Regions from separate parts of the Mus musculus genome. Here regions 1 and 2 are each linked to region 3. Evidence: chromatin loops called from intact Hi-C (ENCODE). Cell type or tissue: heart. All regions are shown on one strand. Region 1 overlaps Plcg2 (phospholipase C, gamma 2). Region 2 has its middle 12 kb from the start of Mir7078. Region 3 has its middle 32 kb from the start of Cmip.

What was found. Hi-C counts contacts between places; a loop is a spot of excess contacts. Peaks named below come from ENCODE experiments on the same cell type or tissue, not always from the same donor. Only the 100,000 strongest peaks of a DNase experiment are listed, where the experiment ranks them.
Region 1: a loop joins it to region 3, with 8 times the contacts of the local background. A loop is called at or near these places in 14 of 42 quality-filtered maps.
Region 2: it touches region 3 in a loop (5-fold over the local background); 39 of 42 quality-filtered maps call a loop at or near these places.

Annotation. Positions count from the first base shown.
Region 1 is chr8:117,565,189-117,573,188 of GRCm38, forward strand. Plcg2 (phospholipase C, gamma 2) reads left to right here. Exons shown (of 33, transcript NM_172285.2): 6 at 1,614-1,698; 7 at 2,976-3,059. Among named protein-coding and RNA genes, the nearest start is that of Plcg2, 71 kb to the left of the region's middle. In heart, a CTCF peak has its summit at 4,456 (motif pointing left); no DNase peak of the experiment used is centred here.
Region 2 is chr8:117,467,417-117,475,416 of GRCm38, forward strand. No RefSeq gene overlaps it. Among named protein-coding and RNA genes, the nearest start is that of Mir7078, 12 kb to the left of the region's middle. In heart, CTCF peaks have their summits at 3,985 (motif pointing left) and 7,740 (motif pointing left); DNase peaks (open chromatin) are centred at 3,025, 3,965 and 7,715; H3K4me3 peaks cover 1,052 bases; H3K27ac peaks cover 1,732 bases.
Region 3 is chr8:117,221,519-117,229,518 of GRCm38, forward strand. No RefSeq gene overlaps it. Among named protein-coding and RNA genes, the nearest start is that of Cmip, 32 kb to the right of the region's middle. In heart, a CTCF peak has its summit at 3,202 (motif pointing right); a DNase peak (open chromatin) is centred at 3,323; H3K4me3 peaks cover 456 bases; H3K27ac peaks cover 333 bases.

The DNA.
Region 1 (8,000 bases), 340 kb after region 3:
CTGTGGGTGCCCCTGTAAACACCAGAGCCAGCAGAATGTTGCTCTGAGGGAGGCAAGTAGGGAGAAGGTCAGTTCAGCACAATTCACTAAGAGAGTGTTGGTTTAAGTTTTGAGTGTCTGACACCGGGCAGTTTCTTTCACACACGTTTAAGTACAGCACAGTTTGGGAAAAAAAAGATTCTTGGGTGCTGATCAACTCAATCCCTTCTGTACAGTAAAGCTTAAGGCATGACTGCATTGACACTTCTTTGTTAAAGTCTGTGTGAACCCTTCCATAGAGATGGACTTTGTAGCTTGGGAGACAATGCTTAACATAAGGGCCTCGGTAGGATGGCTGAGATAAACCTAAGTGTCTGGGGAGCCAGGTCTGAGCTCACGGGGCTATCACCATTCTCAGCCTTCTGGGCAGAGAACAGGTTATTCATCTCTTCCCTTGAAGGGACTACCCCGTGATTCTAACATCCCTGGATTCCCTAGTGCTTATGTGTAAGCACAAGGGCCTCGCGCCCTCCACAGGACCCTTGAACGCTCTTTGTGCTGCCGTGGGAGAGCAAGGGGGCAAGAAGGCTGGATGTGACTGCTGTAGTGTGTGGAGTCACACACGCGGCTCTTCTCTGACGATGACAAAGGCCAGGTTGATAAGTGTGGAGACCCACACTTGAGGCCGGGTTCTTTCTGAGCCCTTTTCTAACTCTGCCGGATGCTTGGCTCTTTGGCTAGAAGGACCCGAGTCTCTTACCTGTGACCCATCCGGCCCCCTCATTTCTGGTGTCTTCCGAAGGTCTTTGGAATGTGGTTGTTCTGGGTGAGACTGCAGTGAGTCTAGTCTAACCTTGCTCACACAGCAGGCTTCTCTGAGCTTCGGTTTCCTCCGTGGAGGTGGCAGTGGCCCTAAGGGCTGCCTTGGGAGGCTTTTGAATCCTGGGAGTCTGTAGCTGGACCTTGGGGAGCAGACCCCTAAACGTGATGGGTTCTATTAGCATCTGCGTCATTGTTCCCTTTGTCCCCTTTTTGACCCTTACTCTCCTCTTCTCTAGAAGCTCAGGAGTAGCTCCTGGAAAATTCTGATACCACCTGTTCTGGCTTGATGACTGTTGTGGGATTTGGTTAGGATCTAGGCTGCCCTGGGTCCAGCCGCAGCCTCCACCCATTCTGAACGGTGAGGCTAGAGCTTGGTGCTGTGTGTGTATAGATACAAGGGAGTAGGGTGGAGAAGTGCCATGGCTTAGCTGACACTAAGCTACCTGGCACATAGCAGGTACCACATGCCTTCCCATCTGCCCCCCTCTGGTTCACTCTGCTTTAAAACCACGTGAGCATGTTTCCGAGACTCTTCGGGTGCCTGAGGCTTGTGGTGTTCTACAAACCCCATTGGGTCTCCCACAGCACTGGCTTCCAGAGCCATCTCCCACGTGACCCATGTCTACTACCATCGCTGAGGGGGTAGGGACCAGCCTCCACTATCAGGTTGTTCCTTTCCTCTGGCTTAAAGGGCCTTGCTTCTAGTTGGTTTTCTCATGGAGGGGTGCCAAGGTGGGGGTCGGTAGAGTTGTACAATGCTTCCCACTCTGGCCACCCTGAGGCTATTGGGATTGAGATTTCTGTCTTTGCAGCATCAGCCTCCGGGAGCTGAAGACCATCTTGCCCCTGGTCAACTTCAAAGTGAGCGGCATCAAGTTTCTCAAGGACAAGCTGGTGGTAAGTATGGCAGCTCAGCTGGGGGACAAGAATTTAGGCTTGCTTAGTGCCTCTCTCAGGAACCCATGCTGGCCTGGGGCTCTGTGGAATGGCATCCAACAGAGCCCTCTGCCTCCGAGCACATTAGTCCTGGTTTATCCAATGGAACCCTGTGACTATTGGAAGACTTCTTGAGGATGGAGCAAGTGAAGGCTATGTTGCTGGATGGTGTGACTTGGGACATCTGTGCAGATCTGTCTGAACCAGTCTGCCTTTCAGCACTTTCTGGACCTTCTTGCAGTTGGTCACCTTAGTTACAGGAGCACATGGGTCCTTTGTAAACTGCTGCGGCAGATGCCTTTGAGAGGGTACTGAGGACATCTGCCATTGCGTTTTGTCCTCTTACTCTAACTGCCCATTTTCCTAATTGTTGTCCTTTCTTCCCCCGTTACTGAAGTAGGCTATGTTCTTGAGCTGTGGGTGGGACAGCCAGCAAAGTCTCTCTGCCCCAGGAATGATGGGATGCAGGGGGCAAGGATAGATGGATGGAGGAGATGAAGGTGAAACTTTCCCACAGAGAGATGCTGTCGGGAAATGAACACGTGGTCCGGGGAGCCCCCATAGGAGGCTCACCCAGTCATGTCAGTGTCATTCGTGGGATTCCCCTTGCTGAACAACTTCATTCCTTTGAGTACTACTGAGTTCCTGGGACAGCAGACCCAAGCTGATCCTGACCCTGCCATTCTTGGACCTGCCCATCTCCTCCTCCTCAAGACAGAAAGCAGGCGTGAGAGACAGAGAGGGAGAAGAGAAAAATGTTATTATTAATCCCTGTGTGGTTTTCTCTCTTTCTTTATACATACACGTATGTATGTATGTATGTATGTATATATGTACAACACTTACACACACACACACACACACACACACACACACACACACACACATACACGGGTCCACTCCCTGGCCAAAATAGACATGTAGTCACATCATCATGCAAAATGTGTTTACTCCAACTTCAAAGTCCCCATGGCCTTTTAGTCCCAAGACTGTTGTAAAGTCCAAAGTCTCTTAGGAGACTCTTGGAATTGTTGTATATATGCATATGTATATATATATATTCTTATGTATATGTGTTTACATAAGAATGCACATATATATACATATAGGCTAGGGAATCACTGACTTCAGAGGACGTTGGGTTGATTCCTCCAGCTGTTCAGTTCTTGTGTAGAGGGCGGAGGTGTGAGGGTGGACACCCGACTATGTGCGCTCACCTTTGCCTTCTGTGCTTGCAGGAAATCGGCGCACAGAAAGATGAGCTCAGCTTTGAACAGTTCCATCTCTTCTATAAGAAACTCATGTTTGACCAGCAAAAATCGGTAAGAGGACCCTCGGCTCTTCTCGTGTTTGCTTCAGGCGCAGAGCCGAGAAGCCCACAGGGAAAGGCTTAGCTTCCCACTGAGTCAAGGACGCATGGGCAAGAGTGACCGTGGATGACTTCAGGAGACCAGCAAACGGCCGCAACCATGGTGGAGCTGTAGGAGACACGTCAGGGCATGGGGGTTGCTGATCTTCCTGGTGGGAATTCCATAGCCATAAATTTGATCATAACTCTGAGTATATGAAAAACAAAATACAGTATAATGCACAGCACACTATTAGATCACCTAGGAAGGAAATCCTGCAAATTATTCATAGCCTTCTCTGAGTTTTATGATTTTATGACTTTATTTTTGAGACAGGATTTTCTGTAGTCCAGGCTGACCTCAACTTCATGTAAAGCTGGCCTTGAACTTCCAATCCTCTTTCCTCCAGCCAATGAGCGCTGGGATTATAGAGTGAGTTACCCTGAGGTAGCAGGTTATAGGGTCAGGAGGGGACCAGGGCTTTGTATGTGCTAGGCCATACCCCCTAATCCTTACAGATATTCAACTGGGGACTAAACATGCAAGTGTATGAGCCTATGGGGCCCATTTTTATTCAAGCCAGCATTTCCCACTCCCTGGCCAAAATAGGCGTGTGGAACATCATCGTACAAAAGGCATTCAGTCCAACTTCAAAAGTCCCCATGGTCTTTTAGCCCCGAGACCACCGTAAAGTTCAGGGTCTCTTCTGAGACTCTTGGAATTGTCATAAACTGTTAACCCCTGTGAAATCAAAATTAAAAAGCAGATCACATGCAATGTACAGTGACACAGAATATATGTTATCATATATATATCATATATATATATATATATATATATGACCACACATACATGACACATACACTTTGCCACTGTCTTCTGGGTTCCTACTAGGATGCCTCCTTAAGCCTCACTTAAATTCCTTTCTTAGTCACTTTCTGTTGTTGTTAAGACAGCATGCCTCATCCCCAATCCAAGATGTATTTCAACTTACACTCTTTCACGTTGAAGTGACCTCGATAGTAGCCTAGGCTGTCTTAGAACTTGCTATGTAGCCCAGGTTGGCCCCAAATTGACTCTCCTACTTCAGCTTCCCCAATGCTCAGCCACAACCTAAACTTTTTATTACAGCTTAAAAAAACAAAAAGTGTGTTTCTGTGTAGGCTTGTGTGCATGTGAGAGAGAGGAGAGAGGGAGAGGAAGGGGAGGGAGGATGGTAGAAAGGAGAGAGGGGGTGAGGAGGAGGGAGGGGTGGGGAGGGCGGAGAAACATACTGATTGAATTGAGGTTTAAGGACTCCCTATTCTCCCTGGAATGTGCTAGGTGGAACCCTGGGAAAACATTCAGCCATGCCAAGGTCGCCCTCTGGTGGTCAGAATGCCACATGGCACCTGAGTTGGTATCTCATTTTTGGTTTGGCCTGTGGGTTGGCATTTTAAAATTAATGACCTACATTTAAAACCCAGAGGTCTAGGTGAGGCTGCTGCTGCTGCTGCTGCTGCTTCGTCTTCTTCGTCTTCTTCGTCTTCTTCTTCTTCTTCTTCTTCTTCTTCTTCTTCTTCTTCTTCTTCTTCTTCTTCTTCTCCTTCTCCTCCTTCTTCTTGCTGCTGCTTCTCCTCCTTTTTTCTTCTTCCTTCTTCCTCTTCTTCCTCTTCCTCCTCCTTTTTTCTTCTTTTTCCTTCTTCCTCTTCCTCTTCCTTCTTCCTTTTCCTCCTCCTCCTCCTCCTCCTCCTCCTCCTCCTCCTCCTCCTCCTCCTCCTCCTCCTCCTCTTCTTCTTCTTCTTCTTCTTCTTCTTCTTCTTCTTCTTCTTCTTCTTCTTCATTCTCTTTCTCCTTTTCTTCCTTCCCCTTCTCCTTCCCCTCTTAGGTCACAGAGCCCAAGAGACCACCTGGGGTCAGGCCAGGGATTGTGTGTCCAGTAAGTCTAGAGGTTGCCCACCCAGCTTGTTCATGGCCAAGTGTCGGAAGGGAAGGGCCCACATTCCCTGAGATATCCTGATGGCTTGATGGATCATTTTGGATGCAGGTGATTCTAGCCTGAGGTAGCTGGGATGGGGGATAGGAATCCTCAGATTTAGCAGTGACACTCTGGTTGGTTTCTACCCTGGTGACTGTCCCTGGGCTCCTGAAAACTCATTGCTCCCACCTTCAGAAGACGAGACTGTCAGCGTGCTGTGCTATCCTCCGGCCCTTGGAAACTCAGTTCCCCATCTTCAGCCCTGTGGGTCTTACCGTCTTCCTCTCCCTTTGTCGGTCCCTTCCCCTGTCCAGCTGGGGCCTTCCTTGAGCATGAGGAGAATAATTCCTCCATTATTTTAGTCAGTCATCTGACTTGTACAACAGCTGTTTGCATGACCCAAGTGGGTACCGTGCTTGGCACAGACATGTCCTCTGACCCTGCTGACAGCTCACTGGGGTGGACAGGCTCACTGATATCTGGAGTTACTCAGACCCCAGTGTCCACCCAGGCTCCCTGTTGGGTTAGGTTTGACCACAGAGCCTCACCAAGAAATGCTTTCTACATCCTCATTTGGCTTGTGAGCCAAGTGCCAAATGAGGCCAATAATCTCCTTGCCATGCCTGACACCCCACCTTCTCAAAAGAAACGTGTGTGTGTGTGTGTGTGTGTGTGTGTGAGTGCTTCTGAATTTGAACGGGTAGTCCAACCTTCAGGCTGGTGATGAGAGATGTTTCCAGACATCTTTCCAGAGTATGGGACACCCAGGTACCTGGGGCACCCCCTATCTCCAGCCTGTGGGTGGCCAGAGGACTTGACTGTTGGACGCAGAGCTGTTTACAAGATCTGTCACAGGCCAGTGACTAGAGGGTCATTTCCACCTAGAATACATCTCACCTTTACACAATCACTGTGTTATTGATCAGGCAGGCAAGGTGGACAGAGTGTTTGCCAGGCTGTTAGCTAGAAACAGTCCAGGAGCATATGTGTATGTACATGCGTGCACACAAAAGTGTGTAGGTACACCTGTGTGCATATGCGTATCTCAATGTGTGCATGTGAGCATGTATGTTTGTGTTTACATGCACACACACATGAGTCTTGTGTATGAGTGCATATCTGTATCTATACATATATGTGCATGTGTGTGCACAGGGCTCAGCCAGTGAGCTGGTGCAGATGGAGATCAGAAGGGAGGCGCATCTCAGCTCCTCGAATGTGCGGTTGACATTTCAGAGGGCACAAGGGAAGAGCTGATATGGCCCTATGTTCCTTTTCTGCCCTGAAAGCAGAATGGTAAAAGGGTCATCTGTGAAATATTAAAGGTCTGAAATACAGCAGTAAACACAGAACAGTGTAAGTTACCGCTTGTTGCCGGGACCACAGTACCCAGATAGAAGACCTCCAATGGGGAAAGGCTGAGTTGTGGCCCACGGTCTCAGTCCACTGTGGTGGGGACAGCCTGGTGGCACTCATGGAGTCAGAGACATGTGACAGAGACACCAGAGGTGGTCTCTGGTGGTGGTGGGGGTAGTGTGTGTATGTGTGATGAATGTATGTGTGGTGTGTGCGTGTGTGTCAATGTGCATGTATGTCAGTGTGTATGTATGTAGTGTATATGTGTGTGGTGTGTATGCATGTGTGTGTATGCTGTGTATATATGTGTAATGTGTGCTGTTTTTGTGATGTGTGCTTGTGGTATGTGTGGTGTGTATGTATGTGTGTATATGGGGTATGTATACTATGTGTGTGTAGTATGTTGTGTGTTATGTGTGCAGTGTGTATGGTGTTTGTGATATATGTGTGTTTGTGTGTGCATGTTGTATGTGTAGTGCTAGGAGTCAAATCCAGGTAAATACCTGTCTACCCTGAGTTGTATCTCCAGCCTTTGTAAAAACAACAATAAACAACAATTTAAATCTCTCTCCCTTTCTCTCTCTCTCTTCTCTCTCTCTGTTTGATGGGGGCATGGGATGAGAGGGCTGTGTGTACCATGGCATGATTGTAGAGACCAGAGGACAACCTGTGAGAGTCCATTCTCTCCTTCCACTGTGAGGACCCTAGGTTGTAAGGTTTGGCAGCACTTGCCATTAACCTCTGAGCAGTCTCTCTGGTCCAGCCTCTATTTATTTATGAATCAAGGTCTCCCTGTATAGTCTGGGTTAGTCTTGAACTCACGATCTTCTTCTTCTGCCTTAGCCTCTCAAGTGCTGGGATGACAGGTGGGTGCCACCACATTCAAAATACCACATTGATATGTACATTTTATTTTTCTTTTTTCTATGCCTGTTGAGATGCTGTGATTTCTGTTGCTAGATCAGTCTAGGCATTGTCCTACATCAGTGGGTTTTGCCCAGGCTGAGCCATCTTGGCTGTCTCAGTAATGTTTCCATTGCATGAGAGGTGCTGTGGTCGAAAGCAACTTGGGGAAGAAAGGGCTTATTTCATCTTACAGTTCTCAGGCCGCACTCTGTCACTCTGAGGGAAGTCGGGTAGGAACCCTAGAAGGACAGGAACCTGGAGGCGGGAACTGAGGCAGAAGCCACGGAGGGGTGCAGCTTACTGGCTTGCTCAGCATTCCCAGGACCATCCGCTCAGGGGCGTCACCACTCCCAGTAGGCTGGGCCTGCTTAAATCAATTATTAGTCAAGCAAATGTACTACAAACTTGCCTATAGGCATTTTTTTCAATTGAGGTCTGTCTTCCCAAACGACACTAGCTTGTGTCAAGTCCGCAAAAAACTAACGAGGACCCTTGCTTTGATAATTTTTTAAAGTAATTTTTCCTTTATTATTCTTTAGATTTATTTGTATTTTATGTATATGAGTATCTTGCCTGCAGGCACATAATGTCACCATATGTGTGCCTCGTGCCCACAGAGGCCAGAAGAGGGTGTTGGATCTCTGGAACTGGAGTTGTAGATAGCTGTGAGCTGCCGTGTGGGCTCTGAGAATCGA
Region 2 (8,000 bases), 250 kb after region 3:
GATTTGAACTCAGGACTTTCAAAAGAACAGTCAGTGCTCTTAACCGCTGAGCCACCTCTCCAGCCCTCAAGGCTACTCTTATGAAGGAAAGCAGTTAACTGGGACTGGCACATCACTGTGGCGGGAAGCATGGCAGCGTGCAGGCAGACATAGTGCTGGAGAAGCAGAGAGTTCTACATCTTGACTTGAAGGCAGCCAGGAGGAGACTGGGATTCCATACTGGGTGCACACGAGACGTCAAAGCCGGCCCTCATGGTGACGCACTTCCTCCAATGAGGCCACACCTTGTAATAGTGGCACGTCCTGTGAGCCAAGCCTCTAAGAGCATGAATCTATGGGGATCCAAACCTATCAAAGCACCGCACCACCAGGCCTGGCTGGAATCGATTGTAATCAAGTGATTATTTATCCACAAGCATTCTCCTTTCAACATGCAACCGATGTAAAAATAGCAATGAAGCAGTGGGCATGCTCTTACTTCCCATAAGAGGCTTCGAGACACCGTGGTGTAGGATTAGAGTGCACCTAAGTTTGGCTATCTACATTTTAAGGGCTCAGCAGATGTGGTACGGCCAGTTCTAGGACTTCTATAAAACAGGAGTCCAGAAAATGACTCTGAGAAGCAGAGACACTCAATGGCTGGAGTTTAGTCCCCCACTCCCCCCAGTCTTCCCCTTTAACAGGGTCTCCTGTAGCCCAGGATAGCCTATGACTCTCCATATAGCCAAGGATGGACTTGAATTTCTCGTCCCATGTGGCACCTCCCAAGTGCTGGGGTTGCAGCCGTCCACCACCACAACTGGCGTTATTGGTGGTGATTCCAAGGCGTTGCGTATGCTAGGCGCAGCTGGTTGAATGCAAAGAATGCGGCAGTCATGAATATGACAGCCTACTGCATGTCCAATAGGAGGGAGAAACAGATCTGACCCACACATTTGCATGGTATAACTGAATGGATACTGGGTTAGTGGGGCGTGCTGGCTTGCTGGGCGATGGAACGGAGTCAGTGACTCAGGTGTGTGAGCCATCTCTAACAGACAGGATTGGAGGGTGGGGCTGGGGTTTGGGGAAAATGCAGGGACTTAATTATTTGAGCATACTGGGCAAGCTGTCTAGTGCTGAGCCACACCCCGACCCTAAACTGCAGTGTTTTGTTGTTGTTTTTGTTTTAGCTTGCATTTCGAACAATCAGGTGTGTCCCTGGGGCAGTCAAGTCAGAGATTCCTCAGAATTCTGGTGGTCCTCTGTGGCCACTGCGGGTTGCAGCCTCCCTTTGTTGGCACAGGCTCACATTCTCTCAGTTTGATGAGTCCATGCATGTGGCTTCTAAGACAGAGAACCCATCGAGGGCATGGGAGCACCGGGAGGAGCGGGGAGGCACAAGTGCTGACACAAACAGGTGTCATTCAAGACAATGAAGACATCTGAGATTGACTGTGGTGGCTCTGTGAGTCTGAGACACTATAAACATTAGCGTATGGACCATAGGTATATGTGGCTGATGTGTGTATGAACTGAGTCTCAGGGCTGTGTGAGAATGTATGGGGGGGGTTGTCTCCATGTGTAGCTCAGGGTGCTGTAGGAGACCCTGGATCCCATTCCCACCCAGCACGACACACACAAAGTTGATTTTTATTACACTTTATGTTCATTTATTGGGGGGGAGGGGGGAGTGCGGGGCGGCAGGGTCGAGGAAGAGCTTGTGAAAGGGAGCGTTCTCTTTCTCTACCACATGGCACCTGGGGATTGTTAGGCCTGGGGCCCGAGAGGTGGCTCAGCGGTTAAGAGCACTGACTGCTCTTCCAGAGGTCCTGAGTTCAATTCCCAGCAACCACATGGTGGCTCACAACCATCTGTAATGGGATCTGATACCCTCTCCTGGTGTGTCTGAAGACAGCTACAGTATACTCACATATATAGAATAAATAAATCTAGAAAGAAAGAAAGAAAGAAAGAAAGAAAGAAAGAAAGAAAGAAAGAAAGATAGAAGAGAAAAAAAAGTCAGCCGGGCATGATGGCACACGCCTTTAGTCCCAGCACTTTGGAGGCAGAGGCAGGTGGATATCTGAGTTCGAGGCCAGCCTGGTCTACAAAGTGAGTTCCAGGGCAGCCAGGGACACAGAAAAACCCTGTCTCGAAAAAATAAATAAGTAAATAAAAGTCAGACTGCCAGACCTGGGGTCAAATGTCCGTACTCACTGAACCATCTCACCAGTGTGTGTGTGTGTGTGTGTGTGTGTGTGTGTGTGTGTGTGTGTAGAAAGAGAGAGAGAGAGAGAGAGAGAGCATATACATCTATTGTACACAGGCACCTCAAGGACTCAGGAACGTATAAAACACAAGCCATCTGTGACCTCAAGCCCCACCCAGTCTAAGTGAGGAGGCAGCCATGAGGAGAGTGGATAAAAGGCACAGGACCTCTGAGAGGAGCCTGGGTTCAGAGGCTGCCTAAGTCCAGACGGGAAGACTCTGGGAATGACTCCCCAGAGTGGAGATGAACCAGTCTTCCAGGCAGAGGGAGAGCATGTCGGGACACCCTTAGGCAGGGCCAGGCTTTTGGGAAGGGCTGGAGAGACCGGAGGGAAGACCTCTAGATCTGCACAGCAGAGGAAGGGCTAACTAAGGCCTCTTGGATCTTTATCCCAGAACAATGAACTGGGGTCGGGTATAGAGTGGGGTGTGCGCTAAATGATAAGCTGGGAAATGGTTGCCTTCCCGGCACCTTCTTCCCCATTCTCATTAAGTGCACATGCGCTGTGGGAGGGGGCTGATGATAAATGGAGCAGGAAGCAGGGTCTGTTAAGCAAGCAACCAGCTGAGGGCACTTTGAGGACAAAATGGGGGCTGCCAAAGGAGGACAGGTAGCAAGGTCCACCGGGATGCATGCACCTGTCGAGGGCCGCTGGCATCCCCGCATCCCCTAATGGGTCAGATCAGAGGGCAAGGCCGGCGGCTTCAGCACTCCGGGGTCCCAGCTGCTGCAGATCAGGGCTGAGGCTGGGCTGAGCTGGCCACTGGGGGCGGGAGGCCTCATTCCCAACCTGGGCCCCTGACGTCAATGTTACCATGGAGACCCAGTTTCCCTTACAGGAGGCAGCTGCTGCAGAGCTCCCCCCTTCAACACGCTCGCGCGCGCGCACACACACACACACACACACACACACACACACACACACACACACACACACACACCAGGCTGGGAAGGAGGGCAGTAGCAGTCAGAGTAGGCTGAGGCTCACAGGCTGCAGCTCAGCCCGGAGCACAGTCCTTCCTGCAGGGAGGAGGAGTCAGGGTGCCAGGACCAGGAGGGCTCCCTGCCTGCCCGCCCCTGGGTCTCAGATGTGGCTGCGTTCTTGCATTGGCTTCGAAGGTAGAAGGACGGGAAACTCTGTGAGATGGAACCTGGATCCCCCGCTTTGGGGTCTAGAAACTGTAATCTTAGAATCTACAGTGCGGAACTGTAGTATCCTTGCAGGAGCTGGGCGTTCTGCAGATCTCCTCCTTCAGAAGGGTCCAGCCGAGGGCAAAGAGCACCAATTCTGTGCTAGGTCTATAGCTCAGTTGGTGGAAGGCTTGTCTATCTTTCACAAAGTCCTGGGTTCATTCCCAAGTGCCAGATAGAACTGGGTAAGGCGATAAATACTGTAACCCCGGCACTTGGAGGATGGAGGCAAAAGTGACCAGGAGTTCAAGGTCATTCCCCATTACTTAGTGAGTTAGAGGCTAACCTGGGCTACAGAGATCTTGTCTCAAAGAGAGAAGGAAAGGAAGGAGGAGGGGGCAGTAGAAGAGGTTTCTGCCTGCCCTCCTCCCTCACTAGATCTGGGCAAGGCTCCTCCACTGGGTGAAGTGGAGTGCTGGGGTGTTGCCCTGCCCCACATTTGAGGGCTCCACAAATATTTCTGTGGGCCATGCTTGTATCAGAAAACAGCAGCCAGCAGATGGAAAGGGTGGAGGAGGGACAGTGCTAGGGCTCGGCTGCCCCCTGCTGGTTGCTCCTTGAAGGGGAATGAGGAGAGCCCTAAAGTTTCCAGGTTGTAGACACTGAGCGAGAGCTGAGCTACCCCCCACCCCCCAGGCGGTAGTTCTGTCATGTCCTTCTTTCTGGTCTCCTTCTGTTGTTTCCAGACATGGTTTCTCTGTGTAGCCCTGGCTGTCCTGGAACTCACTCTGCAGACCAGGCTGGCCTTGAACTCACAAAGCTCTTCCTGTCTCTGCCTCCCGAGTGCTGTGATCAAAGGCATGCACTGCCACCGCCCAGCCTTCTTTCTAGTTTCTTAACGACTGCTGAAGAAGGCTTCTATCTCAGATGTGTTCCTCTGAACTACCCCTCTCTGGTTCTTCCCCAGCCCGGGTGTGAGGGTGGATAAAGTACTCTCTCTCATTCCCGTTGCTGTCACCCTTGACCCTGGTTGGTTACTGTGGCTTTTTTTTTTTTTTTTTGGGGTTGCTGTTCCAGTGGTGGCCCAGGTGTGAGCTTTGACAATCACTGTGGAACAGGGACAAGGTAAGAGTTGGGTCCCCGACCCAAATCCTCTACTGTGAGCATTCTTCAGACTCCTGCAGTGTCTCAAGGATCGATCGCCCCTTTTTGATTTTTTTGTTTTTGTTTTTGTTTGTTTGTTCGTTTTCGAGACAGGGTTTCTCTGTATAGCCTTGGCTGTCCTGGAACTCACTCTGTAGACCAGGCTGGCCTCAAACTCAGAAATCCTCCTGCCTCTGCCTCCCAAGTGCTGGGATTAAAGGGATCTGCTTCTGCCCTGAAATCGGTGTGACCCCCACCCCCTGCCACCAGCTACCAGCTTTCTAGCTCCTGAAAATGGGCGTTTTGACCACAGCTACCTCTCTGTGCTCAGGACTGCTTAACACACTTCTTCTCCTTGGTCAGGCAGGGACAGCCTGGCAGGAGTTCACTTCTGTCTCTTGAAGGCACAGTGTCTGCCAGCCGGTTAGTCTGTGCACATCCTTTAAAAACCTCTAAATGAACAGATGAACACCTGGAGGTACTAGCTATTTCCCCAGGGCATCAAGACCTGAGACTAGCCCCGAACTAACTCTGGTCCCTGACTGCCTGGGAAAGTCCCCCAGACATGTTAAATGACCCAAGCAAGAGATGTGGCATGCTGTTGTCTGTGGGAACACATTTTTGTTTCTGTTGCAAGTGGTTAGCAAGCACTAGGCAATGAGGGTGCTTGCCACTAACCCTGATGATTTGAGTTGAATCTCCGAGAACCGCATGTTGTGGGTAGAGAACCAATTCCCCTAAGTTGTCCTTTGATCTTCACATGAGTGTTATGGAGTGTGTATGCCCAGCCCCCCAGCGCCACTAAATGTAATTAAAATGTGTGTATCCTAAACTCGTCATTTTGACCTTCTTGTGTGTGCCACGTTACTGGAGATGGAGCCTGGGGCCTTGCATGTTCACACCCTGAGCTACATCCCTAGCCCCTGGTTTGAATCACTTTTTTCTGCACATGGCTCATTAACTCTTTATTTCCATCTCCTCTCTCAGTGTCTGACAATGTCTTTCTGATGTGTGTCTCTAACTGCTCCATTTAGCTACTCTGTGGATCTCTGATAAGTGGAATCAAATGATGCATACCTTCTGCATCCAGCTTATCTCTCTGAATATGTCTTCCGGGGTCATCCTTATTGTAGCATGGGTCATCACTGCCGTCTTTTTCATGGCTATATAATATTCCACTCTCTATACATGTCCCACCCCAAAATAGTTTATTGTGTTTTGTGTAGACACAAGTAATTGTGTGTGTGTGTGTGTGTGTGTGTGTGTGTGTGTGTGTGTGCAGGCACACATGTGCCACAGGGTACAAGTGGAGGTTAGAGGAGAGTGTCTGGGAGCTGGTTCCCTTTTGCCATGGAGGTCCCAGGGATTAAGCCCAGGTTGTAAACTTGGCAGCAAGCCCCCTGATGTGCTGAGCCATCTCACAGGCCCACAGCCCACACTGTGCTCATGCGTTCATCTACCGTGAGTATCGGGAGACATTCACGTTGGTTATCTCTCCTCCCTTGTTCTTTCTCGTTTTTCTATTTTGAAGTCAGGACCAGCTGTGATCGCCTGGTAACTCTTTAATTGACTGTTTTATATAAATTGGCTTTTAAAGTGTCCCCAAGGAGAGAACAATGGACTCACTGCGGCTGAGGAACTAGCGCTAGAGCACACAAGGCCCTGGGTTCTGCCCACAGGACCCTTTGAAAAGCAAGCCCCTAGCTGGGCAGGCTACACAGTTTACTCAGTCAAAACAAAACAAAACCAAAAACAGCACAACAAACAAGAGAGGAAGAAAGAAAGAAAGAAAGAAAGAAAGAAAGAAAGGAAGGAAGGAAGGAAGGAAGAAAGAAAGAAAGAAAGAAAGAAAGAAAGAAAGAAAGAGGGGCTGGTGAGATGGCTCAGTGGGTAAGAGCACCCGACTGCTCTTCCGAAGGTCCAGAGTTCAAATACCAGCAACCACATGGTGGCTCACAACCATCTGTAATGAGATCAGACTCCCTCTTCTGGTGCTGTCTGAAGACAGCTACAGTGTACTTACATATAATAAATAAATAAATCTTTAAAAAAAAAAAGAATTTGTTAAAAAAAAAAAAGAAAGAAAGAAAGAAAGAAAGAAACAAAGAAAGAGAAAGAGTCTTGCTAGTTATGCTCAATGTGATTTTTATTTGTTTGCTTTTTTGGTTTTTGTTTTTCTTTTTCTTTTTTAAAAGATTTATTTATTTATTTTATACATGAGTACACCACCATTGCTCTCGTCAGACACACCAAAAGAGGGCATCAGACCTCATTACAGATGGCTGTGAGCCACCATGTGGTTGCTGGGACTTGATCTCAGGATCTCTGGAAGAGCATTCGGTGCTCTTAACCGCTGAGCCATCTCTCCAGCCCCTTTTTTTGTTTAGCCCTAGCTATATTGGAACTCACTCTGTAGACCAGGCTGGCCTGAAACAGACCTACCTGCCTCTGTCTCCCAAGTTCTGGGATTAAAGGTGCATGCCTTTATTTTATTTATTTATTTATTTATTTATTTATTCATTCATTCATTCATTCATTCATTCATTCAGTGTGTGTGTGTGTGTGTGTGTGTGTGTGTGTGTGTGTGTGTGAATGCTAGAGAACAATTTGTGGGAGTTGGGTTTTTTCCTACCATGTGAGTCCCAGGGACCGAACTCAGGTGGTCAGGCTTGTCCGCAGGCCCCTTTACCCCACTGAGCCATCTCATATCCCTTCATGTAAAGTTCCAATCCATGCAGAGCAAGATAATCTTCCTCAAATATTTTCATCTCCTTCATCAAAAGTCGGTTTCTCTTGTCTTGGCAGCATTAGACTTGCAAGTAAATGAAGAGGAAGGTACCAAGCCCTCCCGGCCCCCATCATCTATGCGTGCATCAGAAACCTCCTTCCTTTCACCACAGTGTATATACCACGTTGGAAGATTTTTACAGCCCTCAGGTTACTGCTACACAAATGGTACCAAACAAACAAAAAAACAAATAAACAAAAAAACCCCACCAGAGCCCCTTTCTGGGAAATAGAATCCCACCCCTCCAGTGTTCCCCCCACCCCCCACCCTCCACCCCACCCCATCCCCCGCCAACCCCCCAACTTACAAGACTGCCCAACTTAAAAGACTGCAACCTCAAGCCCAGTTGCAGAACTTCCTAGATCAGGAGTCGGGGAGGGCGGGGCTTGCAGGCACTTCCCAGTCTCTGCTGCCCCCTGGTGGCCAGATCAGTAACAGTCCAGCAGGTCAGCCAGAGCCCAGTGCTGGTGGTGAGATGCCGGTTCATGGGGAATCCTGGATGTGATACCTGGGGAACCCTGGAGGGCTCCACCCTTCCTTTCCTGCTCCTTCTTTTTTTTTTTTTTTTGTTTTTTTGTTTTTTGAGACGGGGTTTCTCTGCAGTCCTGGCTGTCCTGGACTCACTTTGTAGACCAGGCTAGCCTCGAACTCAGAAATCCGCCTGCCTCTGCCTCCGGAGTGCTGGGA
Region 3 (8,000 bases):
CCAATTAAACCCAACCTCCAGGCTGCCGCCCAAGTTTCCAAAGTGAGAGTTCCGGGCCGGGCATCCTCCACTCACAACTACCAAGCACCATCAGATTTTTTTGAGACTTATCTGTGCCCCAGGTTCTGCAAACGTCGCACATAGAAAATATTAGTTCCTTGACTCTTCCCGTGATCCTTCTATGGTTAGTGTTATTATCACGATCTCTGGTTTGTAGTTGTGACGGACCGAGGCACACGGCTGTGAAGTCAGTCAGCCCAGTACTAAGAAGTAGCTACTGAGGACCTAATCCTTGTATTGGAATAGGCTACACAAGCATGGAAAAAGAAAAAGCTCTAAAAACCAGAGTAGACCACAAACCAAGTATTATTTTAATAGAAAGGGCATGGGTTTGTTAGAGTTGTCCCAAGGATGCAACTCAGGATGTCAGACTTGTGTGACAAGTGCTTTACCCCTGTGCCATCGTCCCAGCCCAGAGGGACTTGCTTTTAAAAGATGTTACAGAAGAGGCCAAGAGCTAGCCCTCTCTGGTGTTGCTCTACCAGTGAGCTACATCCTTTCGTTTCTTAGTGATTTATAGACTTTTAATTCATGCATAGGAGTGCCTGCATGATGTCTGTGGATGTCTGTGTGCCAAGCGTATGCATGGGACTCACAGAGGCCATCATTATACCCTGGGTGGTTATAAGTCGTCATGTGGGTGCTGGAAAGTGAACCTGGACTCTGTGCAAGAGCAGCCAGTACTCTTAACTCCACCTCCCAGACCCTTGACTCTTTTGTGTTTGAGAGTGTACCAGGGTTTGGGAACACCCTCAGATATCTCATATTCATTGTTGTTGCTGTTGGTGGTAGTGTTATTCTTGATACAATGTTTCCTCTGGCCCTGAACTTGTTATTCTTTTTTTTTTTTTTTTTTTTTTGGTCCTGGCTGGCCTGGAACTCACTCTGTAGACCACGCTGGCCTCGAACTCTTTACACCTGCCTCTGCCTCCCGAGTGCTGGGATTAAAGGCCTGCACCACCACGCCCGGCTATTGAATTTGTTATTCTTGATACAATGTTTCTCTCTGGCCCTGAACCTGCCAAGCATCTTTGGGTGGCTGCCAACTTGAGTCCACTGTCTTTGCCTCCACAATGCTAGGATTCCTAGTGTTGACCACGTGCCTAACTTTGTAAAGTGGGTTCTGAAGATGGGTCCCAGGCCCTCCTGTTTTCTTTTCTTCTTCTTCTTCTTCTTCTTCTTCTTCTTCTTCTTCTTCTTCTTCTTCTTCTTCTTCTTCTTCTTCTTCTTCTTCTTCTTCTTCTTCTTCTTCTTCTTCTTTCTTTTTAAACATTTCATAAATTTCTTTTATTTTCTAAATGTTTATGTATTTATTTATTTTAAGATTTATTTATTTTATGTATATGGGTGTTGTGGTAAATTTTCAACCCAAATATGCCCTGGCAATGAAAGCATAACTCAATTAATATGAATACACGCTGTGGCATTGGGCAGAACTACCGCTACACTACCACCTTCCACATCTGTGAGACCCCTTAGAACTTGTGGTTTCTCCAGGCCATGCGCTTCTGCTCCGCTTTTCTTCTTCCTCCTCGGTGTCTTCTCCCTCTTCCATTTTTTCCTTCTTCCCTCTCTCCATCTTCAGCTCCACCTTCCCTTTTATCTGCCCAATCATCAGCTCTCCTTTATTTTAAAAATTAAGGGGGGTAGCAGGTTTACAGGAAATCACCTGAGTGCTGACTCATTCTTTGTTCAAAACCACTCACAGGAGAACGGAATTAACATCAAATATAATTAGCCCCAGAACTATCCACAACATATGGATACACTGTAACTGTACAGATGGTTGTGAGTCTTCATGTGGTTGTTGGGGATTGAATTTTAGGACCTCTGCTTGCTCTGGTGGCCCCGCTTGCTCTGGCCAACCCCACTCACTCCAGCCCAAAGATTTATTATTATAATTAAGTACACTGCAGCTGTCTTCAGACACACCAGAAGAGTGCATCAGATCTCATTGCGGGCGGTTGTGATCCACCATGTAGTTGCTGGAATTTGAACTCAGGACCTTCAGAAGAGCAATCAGTGCTCTTACCCACTAAGCCATCTCGCCAGCCCCTCCACCTGTTTTCAAGGCAAACACATTAGTAATGGAGCCATCTTCTGAGCTGCATCTGGCCTTCCTGAGCACACGGGCAGACTCCCTCAGTCTCCTTCCATCCCATGCATCACCTGGTTCATTCCAGGAAACATGGGGGACGTCACCTATGCAAGTGCATCCCATGGGGCTTTTGGGAACTTGGAGTAGGTGTATCAGACCCTCTGCCTTATGCACCAGCCCTTTATTGGAGCCTATCACACTAAGTACAACCAGTCTGGGGTGTCCCTGGCAAGTGGAGAAGGCCGCTCTGCACCAGAGCCCACACAGGACTTTTTCTCTGTTTCCACAGGGCCCCTGAGCACTAGGCAGGGCCTGAGTAGTCAGGGCTCAGTAGAGGGCCCACTCAGGAAAATAGACAGACCAACAGCCTCCAAGTGTAATGTGCTCAGGCTAAAAGCTCCAAGGACTTGTGGTTACTGCTGTCCTTCAAAATCCCCTGACATCTGTAATGGCAACTGTGGGCTCAGGACACAAGACTTTGTCTCCGGCTGGGGGCTGGCCTCAGTTTTCTTATCTGAATAATGGGCTTGATGATAATCCAGTCCCCGGGATACATTGTAACTCTCACTGAGAGACAGCTGTTGGGTGGGTGTTATTCTGTCCATGTAAACAAGATCAAAAGAAGAACCCTTGAGAGCTCTTAGTTTTTATTTGGTTTGAGGCTGAGTCTCACATAGCCCAGGTTGATTTCAAACTTACTAAGTAGTGGCCTTGACCTTGAAATTATGTTTCTTCTGCACCCACCATCTCAGTGTTGGGCCTCTAGGTGTATGTGCCCACTATAGTCCAGGCAGAGCTGTGGATGGAAACTTTCGCATGCAAGGTGAGCCCTCTACCAACTAAGCTACATTCTCAGATCAAGAACAGTACTTTTCCCCAAAAATACTTTTAATATTATGGGGATTTTGTGGGCTAGGGTGAATCCTTCACATCTTCTCTCCATGACCAGTTTCCTTGTCTTTGTTATCATAGGGCTACAAACTTCCAAATACTTTCTCATTCCTGGTTTAGTCTTCTGGCATCCAAGTGCAGTGGTAGAAATGGCCAGCAGAGGGCGTCGAAACCCACGAGGATTCAGCCTCTAGGCTCTCGGAGTGGTAGCCTGGAACCCGGAAGCAGGAAGAGAGCTCTAGCTGCCTGTCACCTGTGCCCTCCTAGCCAAGTTCAGTACAGAACCCTAGTACCCTGGGGACTTTGTTGCTGACGCAGAGGCAGAATTGGAAGTCCCTGCACCTTTCCCGATCCTGACCCAAAGTGGTCCCCGACTTCTGGAGATCTGATTGGCTCATACCCTGCCTCAGGGTAGCCATGACCACTGTGAAGGAAAATTGCTGGGAGGGAACTGCGTCTATAAATATTGATTGATCGATAAGGACTTCTGTGATGGGAGAGGTTGGAATGTTGCAGGTCCAGAGCCAGATTATCTTGGACCATCTTTAGCCAGTCGTAGCCATTTTTTTGCCCTCCTCTGTGTGTGACCTAACATCCTTCTGGTTATTAGTTAAGTTGTTTGGAATGCATAGAGACCCCCTCGCTCCTGACAACCCCAAAGCTAAGGATGTGGTCAGATAATATCTGGTGCCTCTTATAGACATGTCTCTGCGTTGCTGGGACCCACTTAACCTGGTGTCTCCACCAAAGTATTTAAAACACATTTATCTATGATTCTCCTAGTCCAGTTCCTATTAATAGTTTCATAAAACAGTTACTACACTGGAAAATGGAACTTGGGTACCTTGAATCTGCAGTGCATGGTCACTTAAATTTTTTTTCCCCCAGAAACAGTCTTTCATTCCTTTTAAAGTGAAAGCTGAATTTTTTGCATCAACACTACACAGTAGATGTTCTTTAAAAATTTTTTTTTAGATTTATGTATTTAATTTTATTTTTATTTTTTATTAGATATTTTCTCAATTTACATATCAAATGTTATCCCCTTTCCTGGTTTCCCCTCCTAAAACCCCCTATCCCCTCCCCCTGCTCACCAACCCACCCACTCCTGCTTCCTGGCCCAGGCATTCCCCTACACTGGGGCATAGAACCTTCACAGGACCAAGGGCCTCTCCTCCCATTGATGACTGACTAGGCATCCTTTGCTACATATGCAGCTGAAGCCATGAGTCCCACCATGTGTGCTCTTTGGTTGGTGGTTTAGTCCCTGGGAGTTCTGGGGGAACTGGTTAGTTCATATTGTTGTTCCTCCAGATTTATTTATTTATTTTATTTTAAGTATATGAACCTCTGGCTGGAGAGATGGCTCAGTCGTTACGAGCACTGGTTGCTCTTTCCAAATGTCTTTAGTTCAATTCCCAGCAACCACATTCTGGCTTACAACCATCTATAATGGGTCCCTGAGAGGACTACACACCTAAGTGTATATATGTGCACTGCATGGCACTGCACGTGTGAGTTGTACCTGTGGATCCCCTGGAACTGACGTCATCGATGGTTACAAGAGGAATAGACACAGGTCCTCTGTAAGAGCAAGTGCTCTTAATCATGATGTCCCACCTCCCTCCCCACCTCCGCCTCAGTGAACATTCTTGGCTGTGTCCAGCCAGTCAGTATCATCTGGTATCATCTGAGGATGACTTGCAACATCCTCAGGTTTGAATCTGAAGTAGAGACAGAGCAGTAAGACCCGAGAGTCCTGGTGTTATAAGAAGTCCAGACCCAGTGCAGTGGGACGAGGTACGACCTCTCTGTGGTGGAGCTGGGTGGGCAGGTCTGCGATGCTTCCACAAGCTCTAGGCAGTGATGATTCTGGGGAGCTTAGTCACTCACGCTCCTGGCAGACGGACTTGGGTAGGTTCAAGTTCAAAGTCTCCTGGCCCATCATGCTTCCTCGCCCTCTGGCCCTGGCTTGCGACTCCTCTGCCTGGATTTGTCTTCATTCAGCATTCACATGTCAGCATAGAAGGGGTTCTCACGGGACAAAGGTGCCCACTAAGTGTTCGCCTGGAAGGGTGGAATGACTCCAGACCTTCTCTGCTTATCCTATGCCCTGGTTACGTTTCCTACGGCCATGTCCCCATTGTGGCTGGCCTCAGTGGTCTCTCCATTTAACCCTGGCTCAACTCGGTGCAAAACCATTCCCCTGGTCTCCTGACCCAACACGTTGCCTTTCTGTTGCAGGCTGAATTCTCCAGTATATAACTTGCCTGCCTAGTCCCATCATTTCAGAAGTGTTGTCACATAATCACGCCAAGGAGAGCTAAACGGAAGATGGGTCGCCATAAAATTCCCACATAAGACACCGGGTATCCTCCCACACGTGAATCAGGACTCAGACGCTCACCCCCTTTTTGAAGCTCCCCGGGGAGGCAGCCACAGGTGTGCCTCGTGTGTGATTCAGACAGCAAAAGCGGAGGGACCATTGGTGACATCAATTTTCTTAAAAAGGTCACATCCAAATTTGCAGAGCCACACTCATTCCCTCCATGTACATGGTGACTGTACTATAAAATGTGATGTCGCTCTTCTGAAGAAGCAGGAAAAGAAAGCCCATTTGTATAAAAAAAATGAGGTTGGGTTTTAGGTGAGGCTCCTTTCGAGCCGGACTTGCGCCCACATGAAGGGACAGACGTCATTGTCCTAGAGAACTGTCCTACACAGCCCAGAATGTCTGGCCTTCCTGCCCACTGGTCCCACCAGATGCCAGCAGCACCCACATCTGTTCATGGTTGGGATAAATTCTCAGGGCCACTGGGGATGATCTGGCCCCCAGGATGGGTCGGGCACACTTCCAGCCCACAGCCTTCATGAGGTCTACACACAGTGTTTTCCTTCTCAGTTTCCAGTGGGCAGCTTCCTCTTTCCCTAGGTTTGGTGCATTCTTGTTTCCCATGTCACATAAGTGGACTGCTGGGGACCTGCCAACTGGCCCCGGTTGAGTACCCTGCAGGACAGAGCTGTGCTTGGGCATCTAGCTGGTTCAGTCTCCAGAGGCCACTGTCTGGAAGGCTGGAAGTGAGTCAAGTTTCTGGCCAGGTGCTGATATCCCAGGATAGGCTCCTCTGCACCATGGGCAGGCATCATTGTAACTTCTGATGTCTTCCTATCTGGAGAGTTGCTGGGAATTCCCAGGTACCAAGCCTTGTGTGCAGCACACAAAAGATTAGCATTTGGTTATTGGCCTCAGAACATTTAAGCATGAAGTCTCTAGTTCTTGGGCAAGAACCTGGAAGCAGGAGTTGATACAGAGGTCATGGAGGACCGGTGTTTACTGGCTTACTCAACCTGCTTTCTTATAGAACCCAGGACCACCAACCCAGGGGTAACCTTACCACAAGGTAGAGACCCTCCCCCATCAATTACAAATTAAGAAAATGCCCTACGACAGGCTTGCCTACAGCCCTATCTTATGGAGGCATTCTCTCATTTGAAGTTCCCTCCTCTCAGATGACTACACCTTGTGTCAAGTTGACATAAAACAAGCCAGCACAGTTGGAAATTCCTGTCTCAGAATTATTGCTCAGTTTCCCCAGTGCAATGTTGCAGGTATGTACCACCACAACTGGCTATTTTGCCTATTTATTTATTTATTTATTTATTTATTTATTTATTTATTTATTTATTAGAGACAGGTTTTTCTCTGTGTAGCCCTGGCTGCTGTCCTCAAACTCAGAGATTTGCCTGCCTCCCAACCGTTAGGATTAAAGGCATGCGCTACCACTGCTGGGCTACTTTGCTTGTCTATATTGTTGAGGGTGATTATCCATCCATCCCATTGCTTGCGTGGCCGTTGATCTAGCCTGTTGCTTCTGCCCATGATAAAAGTGTCTAAGCTACTTCCAGCTTGGGGAGATTATGAACAAAGCTACTGTGAGTGTCCTGGTGGGTACCTAGCAGAGACAGTAGAGTCGTATGGTACCAGTGATACCCAAATCCCCTAGAGCGACTCAAGCACATTGTCACCAACAAGATGGCGGAGAGCTATAACAATCCTCTCTTCATCTTGCAGGTCAGGAGCCCAAGATCAAGGTGTCAGAGGACCATGAATACTCTCTACTCTCTAAGGTTTTGTTTTTAGGGGGTGTGGCCTACTGCTACCAATTCCAGCTGGGTTTCAAGTGTCTCTTACCTTGTGGCTGTAGCACTCCAAGCCTTGGACAGGTTTGCATAGCTTCTCTTTTGTTCCCTAACTTTTTTTTATTAGATATTTTCTTTATATGCATTTAAAATGCTATCCTGAATGTTCCCTATACCCTCCCTCCACCCTGCTCCCCTACCTACCCACTCCTGCTTCTTGGCCCTGGCATTCCCCTGTACTGGGGCATATAAAGTTTGCAATACCAAGGGGTCTCTCTTCCCAGTGATGGCCGACTAGGCCATCTTCTGCTACATATGCAGCTAGAGATACAAGCTCTGGGGAGTTCATATAGTTAGTTCATGTTGTTGTTCCACCTATAGGGTTGCAGACCCCTTCAGCTCCTTGGGTGCTTTCTCTAGCATCTCCATTGGGGGCCCTGTGTTCCATCTTATACATGACTGTGAGCATCCACTTCTCTATTTGCCAGGCACTGGCATAGCCTCATATGAGACAGCTATAACAAGGTCTCATCAGCAAAATCTTTCTGGCATATGCAATAGTGTCTGCGTTTGGTGGCTGATTATGGGATGCATCCCCTGGTGGGGTAGTCCCTGGATAGTCCATCCTTTCGTCTTAGCTCCAAACTTTGTCTCTGTAACTCCTTTCATGGGTACTTTGTTCCCTATTCTAAGGAGGAATGAAGTATCCACCCATTGGTCTTCCCTCTTCTTGATTTTCTTGTGTTTTGCAAATTGTATCTTGGGTGTTCTATGTTTCTGGGCTAATATCCACTTATCAGTGAGTGCATAG